Linked DNA regions of Homo sapiens: all the other regions are linked to region 1. A link is a loop called in an ENCODE intact Hi-C map of the cell type or tissue named here. Cell type or tissue: ascending aorta. All regions are shown on one strand.

Region 1 (8,000 bases):
TGAGCGGAGATCGCGCCACAGCACTCCCGCCTGGGCGACAGAACGAGACTCCGTCTCAAAAAAAAAAAAAAAAAAAAATTACAAAAATTAGCCAAATTAGACAGGCGTGGTGACACACACCTGTAGTCCTAGCTACTCAGGAGGCTGAGGCGGGAGAATCACTTGAACCCGGGAGGCAGAGGTTGCAGTGAGTTGAGATTGCTCCACTGCTCTGCAACCTGGGTGACAGAGCAAGACTCTGTGGGGAAAAAAAAAAAACCAACTCTTATGATTACATAGCATTTACCATAACTCGTCAAATGTAAAGTCAACCCTGACCATACTTCAGTAAATTTTATCTTAGAAAAAACAAGTTCCTGCCCAACAGTAGTCCCGGCTACCGAGGAGGCTGAGGCAGCGGTAGGATCCCTTGAGCATGGGAGCTAGTCTGCAGCCTAGGCAACATAGTAAGAGCAGGTTAATATTTTAACCTGGCCGGGTGTGGTGGCTCACACCTGTAATCCCAGCACTTTGGGAGGCCGAGACGGGCGGATCACCTGAGGTCGGGAGTTCAAGAGCAGCCTGACAAACATGGAGAAACCCCATCTCTACTAAAAATACAAAATTAGCCAGGCGTGGTGGCACATGCTTGTAATCCTAGCTGCTTGGGAAGCTGAGGCAGGAGAATTGCTTGAACCCGGGAGGCGGAGGTTGCAGTAAGCCGAGATCACGCCATTGCACTCCAGCCTGGGTAACAAGAGTGAAACTCTGTCTCAAGAATAAAAAAAAAAAAATTAACTTTATTTTGTTTTACATTTTAGAGACAGAGTTTCACTCTCTTGCCCAGGCTGGAGTGCAGTGGTGTGTGATCATGGCTCACGGTAGCCTCAAACTCCTGGACATGCCACCATGGCCTGGCTAATTTTTCTTATTTTTTGTAGAGATGGGGGTCTTGCTATGTTAACCAGGCTGGTCTTGAACTCCTGGCCTCAAGTAATCCTCCTGCCTCAGTCGCCCAAAGTGTTGGGATTTATAGGCATGAGCCACTGCGCCCAGCCTGAAACCTCATTTTAAAAGTTTTTATCAGACCAGGACCCCAAGATGGAGTCGGCTGTACCAGTGAAGGAGAAGAAACTCCTGGATGTCAAACTAGCAGAACTGCCAAACTAAATATTAACGTGTGATCTCACACAAGAAGGCACTGTTGGAGCGTTCAGAGAGGTTACTACAGGTATTATGACAAGCACTCCAATTTGAAGAAAGGGAGCTTCGACGGTGGTGCTGTGGTGCTGGCAGCTTACATGCTTTTCCATTATTGTCTTTCTGAAAAGGAACACAAGCATGGGCAGCTACAGAAGTAAAACTGAAGAGGGCCATTGCAGAGAGCTCACTCCTGGATAATCTCCCTAGTTTAATGTCAGCTGATTAGCAACCTTAATTCCCTCTGCATCCTGAATTTTCCCTGGTCATGTAACATATCATATTTACAGGTTTTAGGGATTAAGAAGTGGATATCCTTGGGGAAACCATTATTCTATCTTCATTGGTTCAAATAATTCAGGGTTTGTTCATTCAGTGAGGTCATTTTATTGAGCACTTAATATATTTTAGTCTCTAGTTGGCTCTGGGGCATACATGAAAAAACAGAATCGTATCTCATTTGCTTGTATGTAGCTGATAATTCATTGATCAGTGTAGTTAATGAAACTTATTTTAACACAGAGACCATATGTAAGTAACTCTCCCTATACACTGGTGTGGTGAAATTCCAGTAAAGGCATTTTTTTTTCTTTGAAGCACAGCAATTATGCTGCTGATGAGAAATTTTACTTTGAAGAAAATGTGGTATAGTGAAAAAAGTAAGGTTTTTAAAAGACAGGCAAACTAGAGTCTAAAGATTGTTACTGGACTTCTCTGGGCCTCAGGCTTCTCTTTTGTAAAATGAGGGTAAGATTATCTACCTCAAAGTGTTGTTTATTATAAGGATTAAACAGGAATACGTGTTCCCCTGGCACAGTAGTCCACAAATGCTAATTGTCTTTCTCTTCTGGTATTTTAAGTATCTAACATTCATTTCAATATTTCTTTTCTTTTTCTTTTTTTTTTTTTTTTGAGAAGGAGTTTCACTCTCGTCTCCCAGGCTGGAATGCAAAGGCGTGATCTCGACTCACTGCAACCTCTCCCTCCTGGGTTCAAGCGACTCTCCTGCCTCAGCCTACCAAGTAGGTGGAACTACAGGCGCTCCACCATGCCCACCTGATTTTTTTTGGATTTTTTTTTTCTTTTTAAGACAAAGTCTCGCACTGTTGCCCAGGCTGGAGTGCAGTGGTGCAATCTCCACTCACTGAAATCTCTGCCTCCCGGGTTCAAGCAATTCTCCTGCCTCAGCCTCCCGAGTAGCTGGGATTACAGGCGCCCACCACCACGCCCGGCTAATTTTTTGTATTATTAGTAGAGACGGGGTTTCACTATGTTGGCCAGGCTGGTCTTGAACTTGTGACCTCGTGATCCATGCGCCTTGGCCTCCCAAAGTGCTGGGATTACAGGCGTGAGCTACCACACCCAGCCTCATTTCAATATTTCTGTGACTTGCTTTGCGCTAGCCTGTGATGCTTTATGTAAATTAAGTAGTAGACATAGTCCCTGTTCTCAGATAAAACAAGTTATTGGTAGCATAATACACTTGCACGCATGAAGCAACTAACAAAAGATCGGTAAACAAGTGGGCTCCATGAAAGTGTGGGACTTGGTTAGGAAAATATACAATGAGGTAATTAAGGCTGCTTTCCTCTTTACCTTAAAGAAACGAAACAAGTAAACAACACTTAATCCACGTATCCTAAAGGGGAAATTTGGGACTGTCTACTTGAATTTTGGAGGTTGCAAGGGCTTTTTATTTTTATTTTTTTCCCTCAGATGGAGTTTCGCTCTTGTTGCCCAGGCTGGAGTGCAATGGCACCATCTCGGCTCACTGCAATCTCCGCCTCCCAGGTTCAAGCGATTCTCCTGCCTCAGTCTCCTGAGTAGCTGGGATTACAGGCGTCCACCACCACGCCTGGCTAATTTTTGTATTTTTAGTAGAGACGGGATTTTGCCATGTTGGCCAGGCTGGTCTCGAACTCCTGACCTCAGGTCATCCGCCCACCTTGGCCTCCCAAAGCGCTGGGATTACAAGCGTTAGCCACCGCGCCCGGCCTTGCATGGGCTTTTGAACAGTCATTTCTGAATTACTTCCTGGATCCCCAGGAGTCCACAAATGTGAAGGAAAGGGAAACCCAAGTAGATCCTTCCGGTAATTTATTCTGCTTTACCCTTTAGGTAAAGGTAAAAACTACTAGATCAAGTAAACTTTGGAATTATTTGTGGACTTTAATCGTCCGTATTTCTGCTGCATTCAATTATCAAATATCAGTCAAGTGTTTTGAGAAACAAATATTCAGTAGCCACAGAAACCTAACAGGCCTATGTTTGCTTTGTTTTATTAACTCCTTGGAGGGACAGAACACTACCAATTACACCCACAAACGTTATCGACATCAACAGAACTGTAAATGACAACACGGCAATATTCTGCACTTTCCCTATGCCTAGGAGCTAATTCCACTTTACATATATTATCTTATTATTTCACACATTAACCCTGGAGGCATGTTTGGAGTTGCCTAATTTTTATGTACACTTTTTGATAAGGAACTAACAAAAATAACTTGCTGAAGGAAGAAAAGGGAGACTAAGTCCAGAACTGAATGAAAAGCACATGGTTTCTTCATCCTCCATCACCAGGCTGTCTAACGAGGCTGAAGAAGTACCATCCATGAGTAAGTGCGTCAAGGGCAAACAAACATCATCGCATATGGACAGTGGTGTGAAATTCGAGAAATCCGAGGAGGGTTAACAACAACAAAAAGCACACCACCACGCCGATCTTCCTCGGGTCCCAGGTTGGCAACTCAACGCCCGGGAGGAATCCCCCCGGAGGCGCGCCGGTCCTACTGGCCTCACTCCCTACCTCCTGGAGGTCCGGAGTCCCGCTCCTTTCCCTCAGCGGTACAATACCCGTGTCGGTCCATTCCCTCACCGTGAGTCGAGGACTAGTTCTCCTGACTAGGCGACCGGCACACACCGCCTGCGACCAGCTCCACAGCAGCGGTCCTGCTACTGCGAAGTAGGCTCAGGTCAACCGGCAGGAAACGACTCAACGCGCAGCCGCCGCGGCCTCCAACCACCGGTGGGCAGAGGGGCGCTAGGCAGTCCTCGATCCGCTCGCCGCGATCCGGCGGAGGAGGAGGAGCAGAGGGAGGCGAGCCGCAGCGCTGCGGCGAGGAGCCCAGGGAGGTAGGTTGTCGTGGGGCTCGGTCCGCCATTCTGGCAATTCCAGTCAAACGGCAAGCCCCGACCCGCTCGGCCCGTCCCTTCCTCTCCTGCCCCTGCAGCCGACAGGAATGGAACAGTCCCGCGGGGGGGATTGTGGGAGGCGCACGCGCGAGGGGTGGAGGGTGGTAGGGGGGGCTGGCGGCGGCGGCGGCGGCCGTGGCGGCGGTTGGTGGCCGTGGGGGCGGGGAAGGGGGGGGAGGAGAGAAGAGGAGGTGGAGGAGGAGGAGGAGGAGGCTTGGGCTTGCGCCGTTGAAGGTACGCGTGAGGGCCTGCGCCGGCGCCGGCTTGACAGGGCCTGAGGGGTAGTGAGGGACTGGACGAGGGGGTTCCTGTGGGTGAGCGCGTACGGGCTGGCTGGCGCGCGGGGCGGCCGAAGGTGGTGGTTGGTGGGAGCAGCCAGCGACGAGCCCGTAGACACTCGTACGCGTGCGGGCGGGCGTGCGCGCTACGCGGACGGAGTCGGGCGGAGCGGGGGACGGTGGGAAAGAACGCAAGGAGGAAGGAGTGGAAGGTTGAGGGGGGCGCTAGGCGCCCTTCGCTCCCTCCCTCTGGAGGAGCTGCCGCCGCCACCGCCGCCACTCTGCTGCTGCCGCCGCCGCCGCCGCCGCTCCCGCCGCCATTTTGGGTTCGCTTTGCGGAGGGGAGACGATCCCAGTCTCGGTTGCGGGACCCGCCTCCCCTCAGTTTGCCCCCTTTAGCCTTCCACCTTTCCCTTCTCCTCTCTCGCATTTCCGCCAGTCAGCTTACCCGCTGGCCGCCTCCTGACAAGCGGGAGGGATCCGCCGTGGACCCAGGGAAGCGGAGGAGCCTGGCGGCCACCCCCTCTTCCCCACTTCCCTGCACTCTCATCGCTCTCGGCCTCGGCCTCGGCCTCCGACACGGTGAGTAGAACGATTTGGGCCGGCATTCGGGCCTAAGCACTCTCTCAGCGATTGAATCCTGGGCTTTCTGGGAGCCACTGTCATCTCCCGGACCTGGATCTCTGAGAGAGCAGTGGTGAAGATGGGGGAGGGGAGAGCAGGGAGGGGGATCCTGAGCCTACCGGGAAGTCCCTCCAGGCGGGGTGAAGGGGTGTCCCTGACAGGCAGACTCCCGGAGGGGGCTGGGAAGTAAGCGAGTGGAGGCGGAGTCGGCTGTGCCCCTGACAGGTTAGTTTGTGTTTGTAGGCATGATCGGAGCCTCCCCCATAGTCCAGTTTGTGTGTGTTTAATTAAGGGATAAGAGTGGTCGAGGACACGATCTTGAGAGGGGATTTTACCTGTGTGACAAGGTCTGTGGTGTCCCTGCCGCGTTGAACGGTATGTGGGAACGACAGGATGATCTCAGTGTTGTAAGTTTAATAAATGTCACTGGTTAGTTTGTACATGGAAAGAGATGTTTTTGGTCTAGCAGACAGATGGTCTGTTGGTGTGTAGCGGCTGTGTTGGTGTGTGTATGTGAGGATGGCAAGTGTTTCCGTAAGAGTTTGCCTTTATTTGTGTAAGTGTAATGGAGTTCCCCTTATAAGTTAGCTTATTTCTTGAATAAATGTTGGGAGGTTCCTTGCAGGTTGATATGTGTGTGTATTTTAGGGATTGGGAGCCCCTAGTTACTTGTTGGGAAAGAGCGGCAATGGTAGTGTTCTGTACAGCATGTGTCTGTGAGGTCAGGGAGGGGAGAAACTTGGCATAGCCAGTTGTGGTCTTAAGAATAGTTTGTGCCTTTGGTTAGAGTGAGTTGTGTAAATGTGAAGGGCCAAAATATCTTTAACAGAATCATTACTACAAAGTTGTAAAGAATGGGTGGCCTTATTTGTTGTCGCGGGTTTATAGTAATAGTTTACAATACAATAAGAAAGCTCTTTCAGTTTTTTTGTGATACTGAATCTCTGTGAAAATGGTAGGATGCTTTCTTCCATTTTACAAAATAGGAAATTTAGGCATAAGGAGAGAACTTCTCCAAGGCCGCATGTTAAATTGGTGACAAAGTTGGAACTGTAACTCCCATATTTTCACTACTACTGCAGCAGTATATTCAGCATACCATGGTGCCTCAGGAAGTCTTTGTCGGCAAATCTGAGTATGCTGGAAAGATAGGAGCACATAAGACTGGTTGGCTTGTATTTGGGGGAGACCGATTGTGTCAGATATGTATGTGGAACGTAGCTGTCCTTGCCGAGTCTGACCTGTATGAAATGCATATCCATGACTATATTATTTTGGATTTATGGAGGAAGCAGAGCATTTCTGACACTTGAGGTTGTATGTGTGAGGGAGAGAAGGCTTTCACAGCTTAACTTGTACCAGAGCAGCTGCATGGGTGCTGACAGCTTAACTTGAAATCTGTGGGAGGAAGGATCCTTTTTCATTCATTCAACAAATATTTGTTGACTGCCTGTTCAATAAATGGTCCATGCCTTGGCGTGAGGATAATCAAGGTGTCTCTGTAAATAGCCTGGGTACAACGTGAGGGGAGTTGTTTTGACAGTGGTGGGTATTAAGTTGAGGGAGGCGGTGTGGAATTAAAACCAGAGAACTGTTTTTGGGTTCTGGTAATTGTTAATACATGTGCCTGTGGATGTTGGAACTTCTTGGCTGGGCTGAAGGAATCCTTTGAAAGACTCATTTCATATAGTAAGAATCCCCTCTATGAATATGAAGAAAGAATGCATAAACTAAGCCACTTAACCGTATTCTTCTGAAAAATGGGATGTTTCTTGATAGGCTAGATGAGTGGTTCTTAAAATTTTTTGGGGTCACTTATCCTTTTGAGAATCTGATGAAAGACACTGGGCCCTCAAGTTAGAAGATGAGCATAAGCACAATCACATGATTTATATATATGATTTTAGGAACTTAAAATGTAATAAAATAGAGCCAATTTATATTTAGGTCTCATTTGAAAACCTTTCATTTTCATTGTTCGGGTGTGTGGATGTTAGTATGAGTTTAAGATGAAAGAGTCTATGGTATTTGAACATGTTGACAGGAGAACTTTAGGGTCCATGTTTTTTATTCTTTTTATCATCTGCAAACTTATTTCTGCAGTATTAGTAAAGGACTCTGAATTTGGTGATAAGGGAATATAATATAGCACAAGTATCTATGGCTTTGTTCTTTGTCAGTATCTTTTTGTTCCTAAACTCTGAGAAGTGGGTTTGTCTTTTTTCAGTTTTGGATTGGGCCTGAGGTGATTTGAAGCTCCTGTCTTGGAGTTTAGCTTAGTTATAACAAACACTGAGTTAATCCTATGCAGGAGACACAAAAATCAATAATATATGGTCTCTGTGCTTGAAGAGATGCTAATTCAGTTGAGTCTGAATTGTTTGATGGTGGCAGCTCTCAAAAGGACAAGGAAGAGGGAAACATTCCTAGAAGTTGAAATTTTGTTACCCAATTGCAAAGAGATTTTTGCCACTACTTACTCTTTGAATAAGCATAAAGTGTTTATACTCTGTATGCAGCTTTGTACTTTAAAAAAATATGTTTTGTATCATCTTGTGCTTTTTTTTTTTTTTTTTGAGACTGAGTTTCACTCTTGTTAACAGGCTGGAGTGCAGTGGCGCTATCTCAATTCACTGCAACCTCTGCCTCCTGGGTTCAAGTGACTCTCCTGCCTCAGCCTCCCGAGTAGCTGGGATTACAGGCATGTGCCACCATGCCCTGCTA
Region 2 (8,000 bases), 320 kb after region 1:
CTGACCTAGGCTTCTTGTCACACTGAACACATCCAGCCACAGGCACCAGCTGGTTGGGACCAGCAGCCCCCAGCATCCTCTTGCACTGGCTGGCACAAAAAGAAACCTGCTGTATACCCCCCAAAGTGTCCCTTTCCCTCCTACCTCTGGGGTCTCTTGCTGCTTGCCTCTGCTGCTCTGGACTGGGAGAGCTTCTGTCCTGTGCTGCATGGGTATTTAGACTGTGGGGGAGATGCCCCTTCTTATAGCACTGGAGGAGGAAAACAAATTCTTGTCCCCCTCAGAATGAGAGTGGCTCTTTCTGATTTGCAAGGGCACTATGGTCAGGGCAAAGGCATGGCCCAGGTGTTTAAGTACAGGGTGACGTGTGCCTATGCAATGGGGTGGTAAGGCAGGCACGAAGAGTCCAAAAAATCTAGGTGGCCTCTCAGCTCTGCCACCTCTAGCTGCATGACCTTGGGCAAGCTATGTAACCCCAATTGCCTGCTCCATTAAAGACTGTGAAGGTAGAATGTTTGTAAAGCTCTTAACAGTATGTAAGCCTTCAATAAATTTCAGTTTTCCCCTTGTTTTCTTGATCATTCTCTGTCACCAGTGAAATTTGTTCTAGTGTCTCTCATATTTAAGAAAACTCTTTCAGGACTGGGTATGGTGGCTCACACCTATAATCCTAGCACTTTGGGAGGCCGAAGCAAGAGGATCGCCTGAGCCTAGGAATTCAAGACCAGCCTGGGCAACATAGTGAGACCCTGTCTCTACAAAAAACAAAAAATTAGCCAGGCATGGTGGGACACGCCTGTAGTCCCAACTACTCAGGTGGCTAAGGTGAGAGGATCACTTGAGCTTGGGAAGTCCAGGCTGCAGTAAGCTGTGATTGAGCCACTGCACTACAGCCTGGGCAACAGAGCAAGACCATGTCTCAAAAAAAAAAAAAAAAGAAAAAAGAAACTTTCAAGACACTCTTTCCAACCACTAATTGTAACTCTGCTCCTCCTTTTCACAGCAATAGGTTTTCTTTTTCTTCCCTCCACTGTTAAACATCCATTCTCTCCTCACCCACCCCCATCAGACTCCTTCCCCTATCTTTCCACAGCCACTGCTCTGACCAAACTTTCCAGTGACCACAGTGGTGTCAGACCCAGTGACCATTTCTCTGCCTGCATCTCACTTGACCTCGAGGCAGCAATTAATACCCATAATCAGCATCTTCTTGAATTTGTCCCTTTGAAAAGGGAAATATTGGCTCTTCTACTTTGTCCTGCTGAACTGCTTAACATTGGAGGGCCCCAGGGCCCTCACCTAAGCCCTCTTTCCTACCTCCACTCTTTCTATAGGTGGCCCTACTACTAAAGTCCATGGCTTTAAATACCATCTTTCTATGTGTTAATCCATAACTCCAGCCTTGACCTCCCATGAGCGCCATCCAACTCAGCATGTCTGCTTGGATGTCTAATGGGCATTTCAGATTCAACATGGCCACAACTGAACTCTTGATTCCCACCCCAGCACCGGTTATTTTTCCACTGTTCCCATCTCAATGGCACCTCCATTACCCATTTGCACATTCCAAAAGCTCAGGAACCATGGTGACTTCTTTTCCCATATCCAACACAACCAATCCTATCCTGAATTCATCCACATCCCACCACCTCCCCAGCTACCTAGCTCCAGCCATCCTCTCTCCACAACCTCTGAATCAGTCTTTCACTTTTCCCAGCAATCCATTCTCCACTCAGCAAAATGATGATAAAGCACGTCACATCAAGGCTCTGCCTCAATTTAATGGCTTCCCATTGTATTTAGAATCATCTCCAAACTCCCAGAGACTATGGTCAGCTACAATCTGGCCCACCTTCTGTTCCAGCCAAATTTCCTCACAGCACAAGGACGTTTGCACCTGCTGTTTTCCAAGCATGAAACCCTTGGCCCCTATATCTGGTGCTATCACCTAATATCAGGTTTTAGCTCCATTCTCACCATTTCAGTGAGCACCCAATCCCCATCGCAGTCATTCTATCACATAGCCATGTTTTTTTTTGTTTGTTTGTTTCATTTTGTCTTTTTTTGAGACAGGGTCTTGCTTTGTTACCCAGGCTGGAGTGCAGTGGTGTGATTTGGGCTCACTGCAACCTTCCACCTCCTGGGTTCAAGCAATTCTCCTGCCTCAGCCTCCCGAGTAGCTGGGATTACAGGCGCCCGTCCCCATGCCCGCCCAGCTAAATTTTGTATTTTTAGAAGAGATAGGGTTTCACCATGTTGGCCAGGCGGGTCTCAAACTCCTGACCTCAAGTAATCCGCCTGCCTCGGTCTCCCAAAGTGCTGGGATTACAGGTGTGACTCACCGCGCCTGGCCACATACCCATGGTTTCAGCATGTATCACTATCTAAAATTATTATTTTTGTTTATATATCTGTGTCGTCCCATAGAATGTTAAGGTCCCAAGATCAGAAACTTGCTCATTGCAGTGGGTCTAACACTCAGTAGGTCCTCAACAAACATTCGTTAAGATACTAAAGTGGCAGGGTGGGGCCCTGTAAACAGCTTCAGGACCCTGTGCTTGTAGGGGCAACGTGGTGCCCTCCAAGGAAGACAGGGAGGTGGGAGGAGCACTGCCCAGAGATGGCGTCAGGCTGCAAGACTTCTTGAATAATTCAGCATCATAACAACCCAGCCTCAGGAAGGGATAGGGCACGGCCAGGACGAAACATTAGGAGGCGATGGACAATGGGATTCCCACGGGGCAGCTTCTGCGCACTGGACGTTCCCTAACCTGAGGCTCTCTAAAGAGGAAGGTTAGGAATCCTCTGAGCTTCGGTGGGCTGGACTCACTGTGGGAATTCAATCGCCCCCATCCACCAACAGTGTGCTGGCGGGAAAACGCCGACACGCATGCGTAGTTCTCGCGCCGGCTCCTCTCTCTCTCTCTCTCTCTCTCGCTCGCTCTCTCGCTCTCTCGCTCTCTCTCGCTCGCTCTCTCGCTCTCGCTCTCTCTCTCTCTCCGGCTCGCCAGCGACACTTGTTCGTTCAACTTGACCAATGAGACTTGAGGAAGGGCTCTGAGTCCCGCCTCTGCATGAGTGACCGTCTCTTTTCCAATCCAGGTCCCGCCCCGACTCCCCAGGGCTGCTTTTCTCGCGGCTGCGGGTGGTCGGGCTGCATCCTGCCTTCAGAGTCTTACTGCGCGGGGCCCCAGTCTCCAGTCCCGCCCAGGCGCCTTTGCAGGCTGCGGTGGGATTTCGTTTTGCCTCCGGTTGGGGCTGCTGTTTCTCTTCGCCGACGGTAGGCGTAATGAATATTTCGACCTTTGGATCTTAGCTGTCCCCTCCCTGCGTTCGCACTTAACCTTTTTCACCATTATTATTATTATTGTTATTATTATTATTTTTTGAGGGAGTCTCGCCCTGTCGCCCAGGCTGGAGTGTAATGGCGCCTTCTTGGCTCACTGCAACCTCCGCCTCCCGGGTTCAGGCGATTCTCCGACCTCAGCCTCCCAAGTACGTGGGATTACAGGCACCCGCCACCACGCACGGCTAATTTTTTGTATCTTTTAGTAGAGACGGGGTTTCACCATGTTGGTCAGGCTGGTCTCCAATTCCTGACCTCGTGATCCGCCCGCCTCGGCCTGCCAAACAGCTGTGATTATAGGCGTGAGCCACCGCGCCCGGCCAACCATCATTATTATTTTTAACGGTAAGGATGGTCAGATTTTACTAATGAAGAAGAGATTATAAAATCTTCAAGTCTTTATATCCACTTGCTTTTTGAGGGGTGGAGTGGGAAGAAGGTTATGTAATTCATACGTTCTTCAGACATGTGACAAACATTCACGGAGCCCGGCGACGAGCGTCGGGGTTGGGATTCGCACTGGAGCTGCAGATGGGTGCCAGGATGGACTGGTCCCTACCCTCCGCTTGAACCTAGGAGGCGGAGGTTGCAGTGAACCGAGATCGTGCCACTGCACTCCAGCCTGGGTGACAGAGATACTCCGTCTCAAAAAAAAAAACAAAACAAAAAACAAGCGGACTGGGCGCAGTGCCTCACCCTGTAATCCCAGCACTTTGCAAAGCCAAGGCGGGAGGATCCTTTGAGTTTAGGAGTTTGAGACCAACCTGCGCAACACAGTAAGACCCCGTCTCTACAAAAAATACAGAAATTAGCCAGGTGTGGTGGTGTGCGCCTATAGTCCCAGCTATTCTGGAGGCTGAGGTGGGAGGATTGCTTATTCTGGAGGCAGAGGTTGCACTGAGCCGAAATCAAGCTACTACACTCCATCCAGGGCAACATACGGAGACCCTGTCTCAAACAAACAAACAAAAAATTGCTCAGTACCTGGCCAAAAAAGAAGAGGCTCACTATGCAGAGGGGAAGTGGAAGGAGATGTTTGGACTTCTAAACTCAATAGAGCAGGAGAGGCAAATGTAGAATGTGCTCAGGAAATATCTGTGAGATGAATGAACTTGAGGGAAGTAAGGTACTAGATATTACCTGCCCTACCCAGAACAAATCCTGTGCAATGTTTCCTTGAAAAGTGAGAAGTCTGGAAGGGGTGGCTACTGACATAGTGAAGCAACTAGTTCAATTCTACAACTTGACAGCTACCCCTGTGCCAGGCTATCTACGAGGATACTTAGAATGCATAAGACATTCCTTCAAGGAACTCCAGGAACAGAGGCCTGACATGTTGCAATGTTTAGTGTCAAGCAGTGTACTAGAGACACATTATCACACTCAAACCTCACAACAATTCTGTGAGGTAGGAGTTATCACTCCCCTTTTATAGATGAAACAGAGGCTTAGAGTGATTGATTTATTGAAAGTCAAACAGCCAGTAAATGGTGTAGCCAGGATTCCAAACTTGCTGTCTCACTGAGACTGTACTTAATTACTGGAGGGACCGGGTGTGGTGGCTCATTGCTATAATCCCAACACCTTGGGAGGCTGAGGCTGGTGGATCACCTGAGGTCAGGGGTTCGAGACCAGCCTGGCCAACATGGTGAAACCCCATCTCTACTAAAAATACAAAAATTAGCTGGGCATGGTGGTGGGCTCCTGTAATCCCAGCTACTCAGGAGGCTGAGGCAGGGCAATTGCTTGAGCCGAGATCACACTGCACTCCAGCCTGGGCAACAGGGCAAGACTCTGTCTCAAAACCAAAAAAAAAAAAATTACTGGAGGAACCTAGAAGAAGAAATGATCAATTTTGCTTGGAGTGTATCTAGAAAGACTTCACTGAGATCATTTAAAGAACAAAAAGGATGGCTGGGGTCCAGCGCAGTGGCTCATGCCTGTAATCCCAGCACTTTCGGATACCAAGGCAGCAGATCACCTGAGGTCCAGAGTTTCAGACCAGCCTGGCCAACATAGTGAAACCCCATCTCTACTAAAAATAAAAAAATTAGCTGAGCATGTTGGAGGGCACCTGTAATCCCAGCTACTTGGGAGGCTGAGGCAGGAGAATCACTCGAACCCAGGAGGTGGAGGTTGCAGTGAGCCAAGATCACGCCACTGCACTCCAGCCTGGGCAACAGAGTGAGACTCTGTCTCAAAAAACAACAACAACAAAAAATACAAACAAGAGACAAGTAGTTCCCAGGTGCCTACCAAGTGGTCAGGCACTGCACTTACCTCACTGACTGCAGTAACCACCCTTTGAGGTTGTGGCATTGCCTCCATTTTCCAGGCAAGGAAATGGGCTGAGAGCTGGGATTAGTCAGGTCATGACTGTGTGTGCCACTCCCGCTAAATCTCATTTGATGTGGTTCATGAGGCCACACCATGGACAGCTTCCTCCTTGTGTCCACTGAGGATATGGCTTTGTACAACACTTTGGTTTTTGAACGACTTTACAAACCTCCCTGTCTTGTGAGGAAGGAAGAACAGTTATTACCATCTGCATCTGATGATGAAACAAGGGACGCTGCAGAGGAGCCGCACTGACCACTCCCTCCCTCCAGTCCTGTCATCCCACTGCCAGTGTCCCACCCTCTTGTGCCCTGCACTTCACTGGCTAATAACCCCCCTCACTTTTTCCTCTGTGAAGCCATCCTGGATAATTCCCCACCCACGAATGGTCCCTCCTCATCTCAGAGAGCTCTCCATGCACACCTGTTACCGTTTCTGTCTTTATCTGTAAATATCTGTGTGTCTGACTTCCATGCCTCACACACCTCTATAGGGCAAAGACTGTCTTAAACATCTTGGTAGTGTCAGTATTTTGCACAGTGAAGTTTTTTTTTTTAAATTATATCAGCTTTATTTGTACCTTTTTGACATTTCTATCAAAAAAGAAGTGTGCCTGCTGTGGTTCCCATCCTCTGGGATTTAGGAGCCTCTACCCCATTCTCCATGCAAATCTGTGTTCTAGGCTCTTCCTAAAGTTGTCACCCATACATGCCCTCCAGAGTTTTATAGGGCATATAATCTGTAACAGATGAGAGGAAGCCAATTGCCCTTTAGAAATATGGCTGTGATTGCCTCACTTCCTGTGTCATGTGACGCTCCTAGTCATCACATGACCCATCCACATCGGGAAGCCGGAATTACTTGCAGGGCTAACCTAGTGCCTATAGCTAAGGCAGGTACCTGCATCCTTGTTTTTGTTTAGTGGATCCTCTATCCTTCAGAGACTCTGGAACCCCTGTGGTCTTCTCTTCATCTAATGACCCTGAGGGGATGGAGTTTTCAAGTCCTTCCAGAGAGGTAAGAGAGAGAGCTCCCAATCAGCATTGTCACAGTGCTTCTGGAATCCTGGCACTGGAATTTAATGAATGACAGACTCTCTTTGAATCCAGGGCCATCATGGCTCTTTGAGCAAGGCACAGATGGAGGGAGGGGTCGAAGTTGAAATGGGTGGGAAGAGTGGTGGGGAGCATCCTGATTTGGGGTGGGCAGAGAGTTGTCATCAGAAGGGTTGCAGGGAGAGCTGCACCCAGGTTTCTGTGGGCCTTGTCCTAATGAATGTGGGAGACCGGGCCATGGGCACCCAAAGGCAGCTAAGCCCTGCCCAGGAGAGTAGTTGAGGGGTGGAGAGGGGCTTGCTTTTCAGTCATTCCTCATTCTGTCCTCAGGAATGTCCCAAGCCTTTGAGTAGGGTAAGCATCATGGCTGGCAGCCTCACAGGATTGCTTCTACTTCAGGCAGTGTCGTGGGCATCAGGTGAGTGAGTCAAGGCAGTGGGGAGGTAGCACAGAGCCTCCCTTCTGCCTCATAGTCCTTTGGTAGCCTTCCAGTAAGCTGGTGGTAGACTTTTAGTAGGTGCTCAATAAATCCTTTTGAGTGACTGAGACCAACTTTGGGGTGAGGATTTTGTTTTTTTTCTTTTGAAACAGAGTCTTACTCTGTTGCCTGGGCTGGAGTGCAGTGGTGCAATTTTGGCTCATTCCAACCTCTGCCTCCCAGATTCAAGCGATTCTCTTGCTTCAGCTTCCCAGGTAGCTGGGATTACAGGCGGCCACCACTACGCCCAGCTAATTTTTGTATTTTTAGTAGAGACGGGGTTTCACCATGCTGGCAAGGCAGGTCTCAAACTCCTCACCTCAGGTGATCCGCCCACCTCGGCCTCCTAAAGTGCTAGGATTACAGGTGTGAGCCCCTGCGCCCGGCCAAGGGGTGAGGAATTTTGAAACCGTGTTCAGTCTCTCCTAGCAGATGTGTCCATTCTCCATGTCTTCATCAGACCTCACTCTGCTTGTACTCCCTCCCTCCCAGGTGCCCGCCCCTGCATCCCTAAAAGCTTCGGCTACAGCTCGGTGGTGTGTGTCTGCAATGCCACATACTGTGACTCCTTTGACCCCCCGACCTTTCCTGCCCTTGGTACCTTCAGCCGCTATGAGAGTACACGCAGTGGGCGACGGATGGAGCTGAGTATGGGGCCCATCCAGGCTAATCACACGGGCACAGGTAACCATTACACCCCTCACCCCCTGGGCCAGGCTGGGTCCTCCTAGAGGTAAATGGTGTCAGTGATCACCATGGAGTTTCCCGCTGGGTACTGATACCC
Region 3 (8,000 bases), 260 kb after region 1:
TCCTGGGATTACAGGCGTGAGCCACCATGCCGGGCCAAGACTCTTTTAATCCCCATTCCAGTATAGGCAAAGCCCCCCTTTCCCTTCATTCCCCTGAGATATATGAGATAGACAGCATTTATAAAAAGAATTTTAATAGATACTCCAGAATCAACAGGAAAAAAATTGGCAAGTATCACAGCAATAGTTCATGTTCTAGAATAGGGGTTTCTAATGATACAATAACTTCACTCAGGCCCCAGGGAGATAGGACAATATCAGACTGCCTTCTTCCCCGGTCTCTGCCAACCTAACAGCTTCTGATTTCAGGACACAAAATCTAAGACTTGCCAGGTTCAAGGCCTCCACCCCCAAAGCAAAGCAGTTTGGATGACCCACCTTCCATCAGAGCCAAAAGTCCGGTTGATGGACTGAGTAAGTATACTTGCCCAGGCCCCAACCTCTCCAGAGCAGACTCGAGTCCCTCAGGTAAAAGCTTTCTCGGCCAGGCGCGGTGGCTCACACCTGTAATCCCAGCACTTTGGGAGGCCGAGGTGGGTGGATCACCTGAGGTCAGGAGTTCGAGACCAGCCTGGTCAACACAGTGAAACCCCGTCTCTATTAAAAATACAAAAGTTTGCTGGATGTGGTGGCACGCACCTGTAATCCCAGCTACTCAGAAGGCTGAGGCAGGAGAATCACTTGAACCCAGGAGGTGGAGGTTGCAGCAAGCCGAGATCACACCATCGCACTCCAGCCCAGGTGACAGAGCAAGGCTCTGTCTCAAAAAAAAAAAAAAAGCTTTCTCTCACATCTGTCAAAAGTCCCCCATAAGCCACAGGTGAATGCCACACAGGTACAGAGCAACTGAACCAAAGCCTTACTCCCCCAAGTCATGAATCCCTCACCTCCTTGAGCCGGGCAATAGCATCTCCTATCTCTGGGTGCCCCATCTCATCCTCAGTCAGCACCCTAACGATCTGGGAGAAGTGCTGAACGAAATCCTGCTTTTCTTGGGCATAAACATCTGAATTCTGGTCTCCGTTCATTCTGAGGGAGGAGCAAAGGGCTCTAAGTAGAAGAAAAACAAGTCAGAAACCTGATCAGCTGCTCCCCTCCCCAAGGCCCCTCACCCCAACCACACTCACCGAGGTTCCTCTGTCCACGCTTGGCACCAGCAGCGGGCACTGTGCCAGGCCAGGACTGGGTACCCGTGCACCAGGGAGGGCCGCCGTAGGGAACCCAGCCACCTCTCCCGGGGTGCCCAGTAGGGGGCTGGCAGCAGGAAGACCCCCACAGATCTCAACCAGCGGGACAGGGGCATCCTGGGAGTGGCATAGGGAGGGGGCACTAAGCACTCCCTGCAGGGGCAAGCACCAAAGGCAGAGGCATGGTGGCAGCTCCCCAGATAACTCCCACCCCAGCCTTAGCCCAGAGTGCCCCTCCCTCTTGTGGAATGTGCTTGGGGACAATTACAGGAAGGATACGCAGGGAACAAAAAAGTATGGCTGGGTGACTGAGACCCAACTAATCACCACTTACAATAAACAGGCTAGAACTCAGTGCCTTCAAGATGGCGTGCACAAGGCTGGGTAAGGAGGCGGTACAGAGTAAAGTACCCCAGGATTAGGGGCTGAAAGGACCCTTAAGTCATCCTATTTTACACAAGCCAAACTGAGGCTCTAGGAGGTAGGAAGATAGTAGAGGCAGAGCCAAATCTAGAACCCAGGTCTCCCCTGGGCAGTGGAGAGGGGTGCCCAGGGTCTGAGTTACGCCCCAAGGAGGAAAGAAGCATTGGAGCGAGAACCCATGGGTGCTGCATCCATATGGTCCGGGGTGCTTGAACCGCGCGTCCCAAGCCCCACAGGAATCGCTAGGACTGAGCAGATAGGCTCGGAGCAACTCTGGACGGGAGAGAAGGGCTCGCAGCAAAGGAGTAAACCGGGGTCCGGGCATATTGGGGATTCCAGGAAAGCACAAGGGCAGAGTTGGGAAGTCTCCACACCCCTAGAAGGCCAGCCAGTCTAGCCCACCGACCTTCAAAACGGACACAACAGGCTGGCCTTCCGATGCCTCACAGTATCGTTACAGAAGTAAGGCCCGGTCTCGGCCCCCTTCCTCCAAGGCCCAGCACACATCCTCTCTCACCTGTTCCCAGATACGGATTCCTGCTCGGTCCCGCTTGTTGGCGGGTACTCCTAAAAGCAGAATCCGCTCCGCGATCGGCTCTGTGGGTCGAGTAGTTCCCGCTCTCCCCACACTAAGGGCGGAAATATATAATTAGACTACAACTCCCAATGTGCCCGCGGGAGGGACAGATAACGCGATCCTGCGTGTCCTGGCTGGGCGAAGATGAGCCGCGCTGATTGGCTGCTGGCCGTCGTGTGAGCATGGCGCACTGTGGCACTGTGACGGACGACCAATGGAAGGGCTGAAGTCTAGAGGTCGCGGCTGGAGGCGTCAGTGCCGGAAGCGAGCCAGGCTGGGAACGTCCCCGCTGTGGCTTTGGCTGCCTGTCTTACTCAAGTTTTCATTATCTTCCTGGGCAGCTGATTGGCACGTTAGTAAAACGCAGCAGGACTAGCTTTCTCACTTATTAGTTCTCTAACTTTAGGCAAATCATTTAACGTCTCTGATCCTCAGTGAACTTGCTTGAAACTAGCTTTCCTCATCTGTTGAATGAGGGTGGTAATACCATGAGGTAATGTGTGCAAAGTGCTTTAAGGGCTTAAGAAAGATGAGTCTTGGGCCGGGCACGGTGGCTCACGCCTGTAATCCCAGCACTTTGGGAGGCCGAGGCGGGTGGATCATGAGGTCAGGAGTTCGAGACCAGCCTGACCAATGTGGTGAAACCCCGTCTCTACTAAAAATACAAAAAAAAAAAATTAGTCGGGCGTGGTGGCGCGCGCCTGTAATCCCAGCCACTCAGGAGGGCTGAGGCGGGAGAATCGCTTGAACTCGTAAGGCAGAGGTTGCAGTGAGCTGAGATCCAGCGAACCACTGCACTCTAGCTGGGGAGACAGAGCAAGACTCCGTCTCAAAAAAAAAAAAAAAAAAAGATGAGTCTCACACTTGTAATTCCAGCACTTTGGGCGGATCACCTGCGGTCAGGAATCTGAGACCAGCCTGGTCAACATGGCAAAACCCCTTCTCTACTAAAAATACAAAAATTACCCAGGTGTGCTGGTCCGCGCCTTAATTCCAGCTACGTGGGAGGCTGCAACCTCGCTTCCCGGGTTCAAGTGATTCTCCTGGATTACAGGTGCCTGCCAGCATGCCCAGCTAATTTTTGTGTTTTTAGTAGAGAGGGGGTTTCTCCAGATTGGCCAGCCTGGTCTCGAACTCCTGACCTCAAGTGATCCAGCCACCTCGACCTCTGAAAGTGCTGGGATTACAAGTACGAGCCACTTGGCCCAGGCAGTTATTTATTGATTATAAGCTAAACAAGGGTTGGATTATTCATGCCTCTGCTTTGTAGACCATATACAGTTAACTCCCTGATGTCGACACAGCATGTGGTAGGAGTATAGCGTTGAAGACCACCAGAGGTCACTCTTGTTGCCATCTTGGTTTTGGTAGGTTTTGGCCAGTTTCTTTACTGCAATCTGTTTTATCAGCAAGGTCTTTATGACCTGTATCTTGAGCCAATCTCCTATCTCATCCTGTGACTTAGAATGCCTAAACCAACTGGAAATGCAGTCCAGTAGGTCTCAGCCTTATTCTACCCAGTCCCTATTCAAGATGGAGTTGCTCTGGTTCACGCACCTCTGACAATTATGCTAAGTGAAATAAGCCAGACTCAAAAGGACAGATACTGTATGATTCCGTGTATATAAGGTACTGTCACCGGTGGAGGGTGTCCAGGTTCTTGGCATCTTGAACAAAGAATTGGACAAAACACGGCTGGGTGCAGTGGCTCACGCCTGTAATCCCAGAGCTTTGGGAGGCCAAGGTGGGCGGATCACGAGGTCAGGAGTTCAAGACCAGCCTGGCCAACATAGTGAAACCCCATCTCTACTAAAAAATCCAAAATTAGCCCAGCATGGTGGCGCACACCTGTAGTGCCAGCTACTCGAGAAGCTGAGGCAGGAGAATCGCTTGAACCCGGGAGGCAGAGGTTGTGGTGAACCGAGATCGCTCCGGGAGGAATGAAACAGGAGGAATGAACAACTCCAGATGCGCGGCCTTAACAGCTGTAACACTCACCGCGAAGGTCTGCAGCTTCACTCATGAGCCAGCAAGACCACGAACCCACCAGAAGGAAAAAACTCCGAACACATCTGAACATCAGAAGGAACAAACTCCGGACACACCACCTTTAAGAACTGTAACACTCACTGCGAGGGTCCGCGGCTTCATTCTTGAAGTCAGTGAGACCAAGAACCCACCAATTCCGGATACATAAATCTGCATGTGTGAGTGTGGATATTGTGTGAGTGTTAGAGTGGAGTACGTATTTGTGTGTGTGTGTGGAATGGTGGGGAGCTTTGTGTATGTTTACGTGTGTGTATGTGTCTGACCAGGGGGCACCTCGTCTGTTAAGCTGCCCTGACCTCCTTCTGCCCTCACTCACAATGCTCTGTCTCTCCTGGTGTCCCTCTGTGTGCTGAGCACAGTTCTGTCAGTGCCCCCCGACTTCCTTTATTAAACCTGACTGGCCTCGCTCCTGTCTCCATCCCCACACTGAGCAGAGACCTGGGCCCAGTGGCCTCACCTCCTCCAGTCTGGCATGCGTCGGGGCACGGCCCATATGGGGGTTCAGTCCATGCCTGTGGAATGAAAAGCCACCTGCGTTTGTGTCTGTGCATGTGTGAGTGTGGCTGTTGGAGCATGTGTGTTTGTGGCAGGAGGGAGGGCTCTCAACTGACAAAGCTGAGTGTTGTGTTTGGATGCTGGGCTTCTGTTTCTCACCCACAGGCCTCTTGCTCAGGGATGATCCTGTGACAAAGTGCAGACCATGCTTCATGTGGTCACTTGTGGACCAGGGTCAGCCAGACTGCTGAGGAAACTGGCCTGATTTCAGGTCAAAGTGTCTGTCCCTTAGCTGGACAGGACACGGGCTGCTTTGGAGAACTGCCCCCCACCTCCTGCTAATCCCTTGGGACTGGGATATCTGGGATTCCTATCCTCCCAACTGGTTCTGGAGTCAGTTCAATATTGCCAGACCACAGCTGGGCGTGGTGGCTCATGCCTGTAATTCCAGTACTTTGGGAAGTGAAGGCGGGTAGATCACTTGAGCCCAGGAGTTCTGCACCAGCCTGGACAACGTGGTGAAACTCCATCTCTACAGAAAATACCAAAAAAAAAAAAAAAAAAATTAGCTGGGCATTGTGGTGCGTGCCTGTAGTCCCGACTCCTTGGGACGTTGAGGTGGGAGGATCACCTGAGCCCAGGAGATTGAGACTGCAGTGAGCAGAGATCATGATACTGCATTCCAGCCTGGGCTACAGAGGAAGGCCCTGTATCAAAAACAAAGTAATGCCAGACCATCCTTAAAGTCCCATGTCTCTGCCAACACCACAAGCACAAGGCCTGAATCCCCAGTCCCTGAAGTCTGCCACATTCTCTGTGGGTACAAATTTTGTCTCTCTTTATTTGTTGTGTCTTCTATATACAGAAAGATGAGGCCCCATGCTCATTTCCCTCCGGAAGTCCTCTCTACTATCTCTCTCTTTCTTTTCCAACTCCAGAGTCAGAGACTTCTCCCTTTCCCACCCACTGAAACAGTCCCAAGGGGCAGGCATGGAGCTTAGTGGTTACAGCTCGGGCTCTGGAGCTCCACTATCTGGGCCTGAATCCCAGCTCCACTCCTGACAAGACTTTTTGCATCAGACAAGTGTATTCGGTAGGGTTTCTTCAGGAAATAAAGAATTCTCTTAAATGGGATAATTTGAAGGTGTTTCATAACAGGATTATACAAAGGAATGGGCAGGGTGTTGGTAAACCACAACGGATAGTGCATTACCCCAGATCTAATAACAGTGGGCTTTGTTACCCCTGTAAGGTCCAAGGGATAGGGAGAGAATGGTCCCTAGAATGGCAACTGGGGAGGTAAATGCTCAACCTCACCCTCTCCATCTCATCTCCTATGGGTGCCACTCTCCAAACCCTACAGACGCCACTGTGCAAAGCCGTCAGCCTCCTGGCCCCACAGCAGAGTGGAAAAGGAACACACCTTGCTACGGCCCAGTTCCCTCATCTGTAAAACAGCCTGTTGATCCTACCTTCTTTCTAGGTTGTCACAATGATAAAAGGAGATGGTGTCCATGAGGCATGAATGCTGTTCCAGCACACAGGAAGTGTGCTCGATGAACAGCTCCAACTGTCTGACTATGGATTTTAATGATTAACTGGCTTCTCAAATTTAGCCTGTCAAAACAGAAAGCTTGAATTTCCCCCTACTTCAAACCTATTTCTTCCGTAGTCTCAGTTAGTGGCGCTACCATCTACCCAACTGCTCAAGCCAGACTCCTCGACACTAGAAGCCGCCCTCTCCACGGCTGTTTTGCCGTTCCACTCTGCTGGCTCTTCTCCAAAATGCATCTCCAAGCCGTCCCCCTCTCTTCGTCTTCACTGCCAACATGCTAGTCCATCACCTACCACCTAGATTCTTCCTAAGCCCGCAGTAGTTCTGCCTGTACCTACCATCTGTTCTTTTTTTTTTTTTTTTTTTTTTTTTGAGACGCAGTTTTGCTCTTGTTGCCCAGGCTGGTGTGCAATGGCATGATCTCGGCTCACTGCAACCTCTGCCTCCCGGATTCAAGTGATTCTCCTGCCTCAGCCTCCCAAGTAGCTGGGATTACAGGCACGCACCACCACACCTGGCTAATTTTTTGTGTTTTTAGTAGAGACGAGGTTTTACCGTGTTAGCCAGGCTGGTCTCAAACTCCTGACCTCAGGTGATCCGCCTGCCTTGGCCTCCCAAAGTGCTGGGATTACAGACGTGAGCCACCGCTCCCGGCTACCATCTATTCTTTACCCAGCAGCGGGAGGGACCTAAACCATCAGTTGGATCATGTCCATCCCCTGGGTAAACCCACCACATTACAAGATCCTGCTCAGGTCCCCTATCTTCACTATGGGCCACGACCCTGCACTCCAGGCACTCAGCCTCATTGCAGCTCTTTGTCTCCTTGGCACCAAGCTTTTTCTTCCTCAGAGCCTTGGCATATATTATTTCTGCCCCCGCCCCGCCGCCATGGAAAACCCCTTTCTCCATTTGCCCCCACCGGTTCCTTCTCATCCTTCAAATTTCAGCTTCAAAATAATCACTTCAAAGAGGCCTTCCTCAACCATCTCATCTTGTCTAAAATATATCCTCTAGGTCAGGCATGGTGGCGTGCACCTGTAATCCCAGCTACTCAGGAAGCTGAGGCATGAGAATTGCTTGAACCCAGGAGGCAGAGGTGGCAGTGAGCTGAGATCGTGCCACTGCACTCCAGCCTAGGTGACAAGAGTGAAACTCCGCTTCCAAAAAAATAAATAAATAAAATAAAATACACCCTCTCTCTTCTCCCACTGGCTTCTGTGTTCCAGCACCCTGATCCACTACTTAGTAGCACTTGCAAGGTTTGTAGTTACATATTTATTTCTCTGATACTTGTTGATAGTCTGTCTCCCCACTATACTGTAAATCTCACAGAGGGCAAAGGCCCTGTCTGTTTTGCTCACTACTGTGTCCTTAGGGCCTGATACAGCGTAGGTGCTCGATAAAGATTGGACAGTGGGGAATGGGCAAATGGTAACTAATGAATGCTATGATGATGATGATGCTATCAAAGCCCTTCCAGAGAATCCCACCAGTTAGTATCAGCTGAACCCACAGCTAGTGTCACACCAAAAGTGGCATCAGGGCAGCACTCACAAAGGATGCCCCAAACCATCCCAAGATGGGGCTGGTTGGGATTCCAGTGAATGAAGCACTAAATGCCAGGGCAATCAGGCCAAAGCATACATTAGGGGAACTTACCTACAGAACAGCTACTGCACATCCTTGCTGTGGACAATGGGACAAAGGGTGT

Evidence for each region. A loop is a pair of places that touch in the nucleus more often than their neighbours do. Peaks named below come from ENCODE experiments on the same cell type or tissue, not always from the same donor. Only the 100,000 strongest peaks of a DNase experiment are listed, where the experiment ranks them.
Region 2: it touches region 1 in a loop (10-fold over the local background); 4 of 110 quality-filtered maps call a loop at or near these places.
Region 3: it touches region 1 in a loop (7-fold over the local background); 3 of 110 quality-filtered maps call a loop at or near these places.

The regions. Positions count from the first base shown.
Region 1 is chr1:155,559,387-155,567,386 of GRCh38, reverse strand. It overlaps ASH1L (ASH1 like histone lysine methyltransferase), which reads left to right and starts at 4,584. Exons shown (of 28, transcript NM_018489.3): 1 at 4,584-5,234. It overlaps ASH1L-AS1 (ASH1L antisense RNA 1), which reads right to left and starts at 5,345. Exons shown (of 2, transcript NR_147964.1): 1 at 5,101-5,345; 2 at 3,443-4,137. It also overlaps a transcript of MSTO1 not described here. RefSeq lists silencers at 3,075-3,369, 4,454-4,593, 4,644-4,793, 6,515-6,809 and an enhancer at 3,998-4,565. In ascending aorta, no CTCF peak of the experiment used is centred here; DNase peaks (open chromatin) are centred at 4,176, 4,486 and 5,106; H3K4me3 peaks cover 4,420 bases; H3K27ac peaks cover 3,108 bases.
Region 2 is chr1:155,239,786-155,247,785 of GRCh38, reverse strand. It overlaps GBA1 (glucosylceramidase beta 1), which reads left to right and starts at 6,537. Exons shown (of 11, transcript NM_000157.4): 1 at 6,537-6,700; 2 at 7,069-7,156; 3 at 7,709-7,900. The coding sequence starts at 6,674. ENTREP3 (endosomal transmembrane epsin interactor 3) reads left to right here. Exons shown (of 12, transcript NM_006589.3): 12 at 1-581. The coding sequence ends at 4. RefSeq lists an enhancer at 3,029-3,992. In ascending aorta, a CTCF peak has its summit at 3,283; DNase peaks (open chromatin) are centred at 3,065, 3,585, 3,891 and 6,505; H3K4me3 peaks cover 3,516 bases; H3K27ac peaks cover 3,224 bases.
Region 3 is chr1:155,303,093-155,311,092 of GRCh38, reverse strand. It overlaps FDPS (farnesyl diphosphate synthase), which reads right to left and starts at 2,227. Exons shown (of 11, transcript NM_002004.4): 1 at 2,128-2,227; 2 at 1,128-1,304; 3 at 888-1,050. The coding sequence starts at 1,303. It also overlaps a transcript of PKLR not described here. RefSeq lists enhancers at 1,868-2,037, 2,368-2,497, 3,400-3,469, 4,594-5,093. In ascending aorta, a CTCF peak has its summit at 3,496 (motif pointing right); DNase peaks (open chromatin) are centred at 1,195 and 2,372; H3K4me3 peaks cover 2,789 bases; H3K27ac peaks cover 2,300 bases.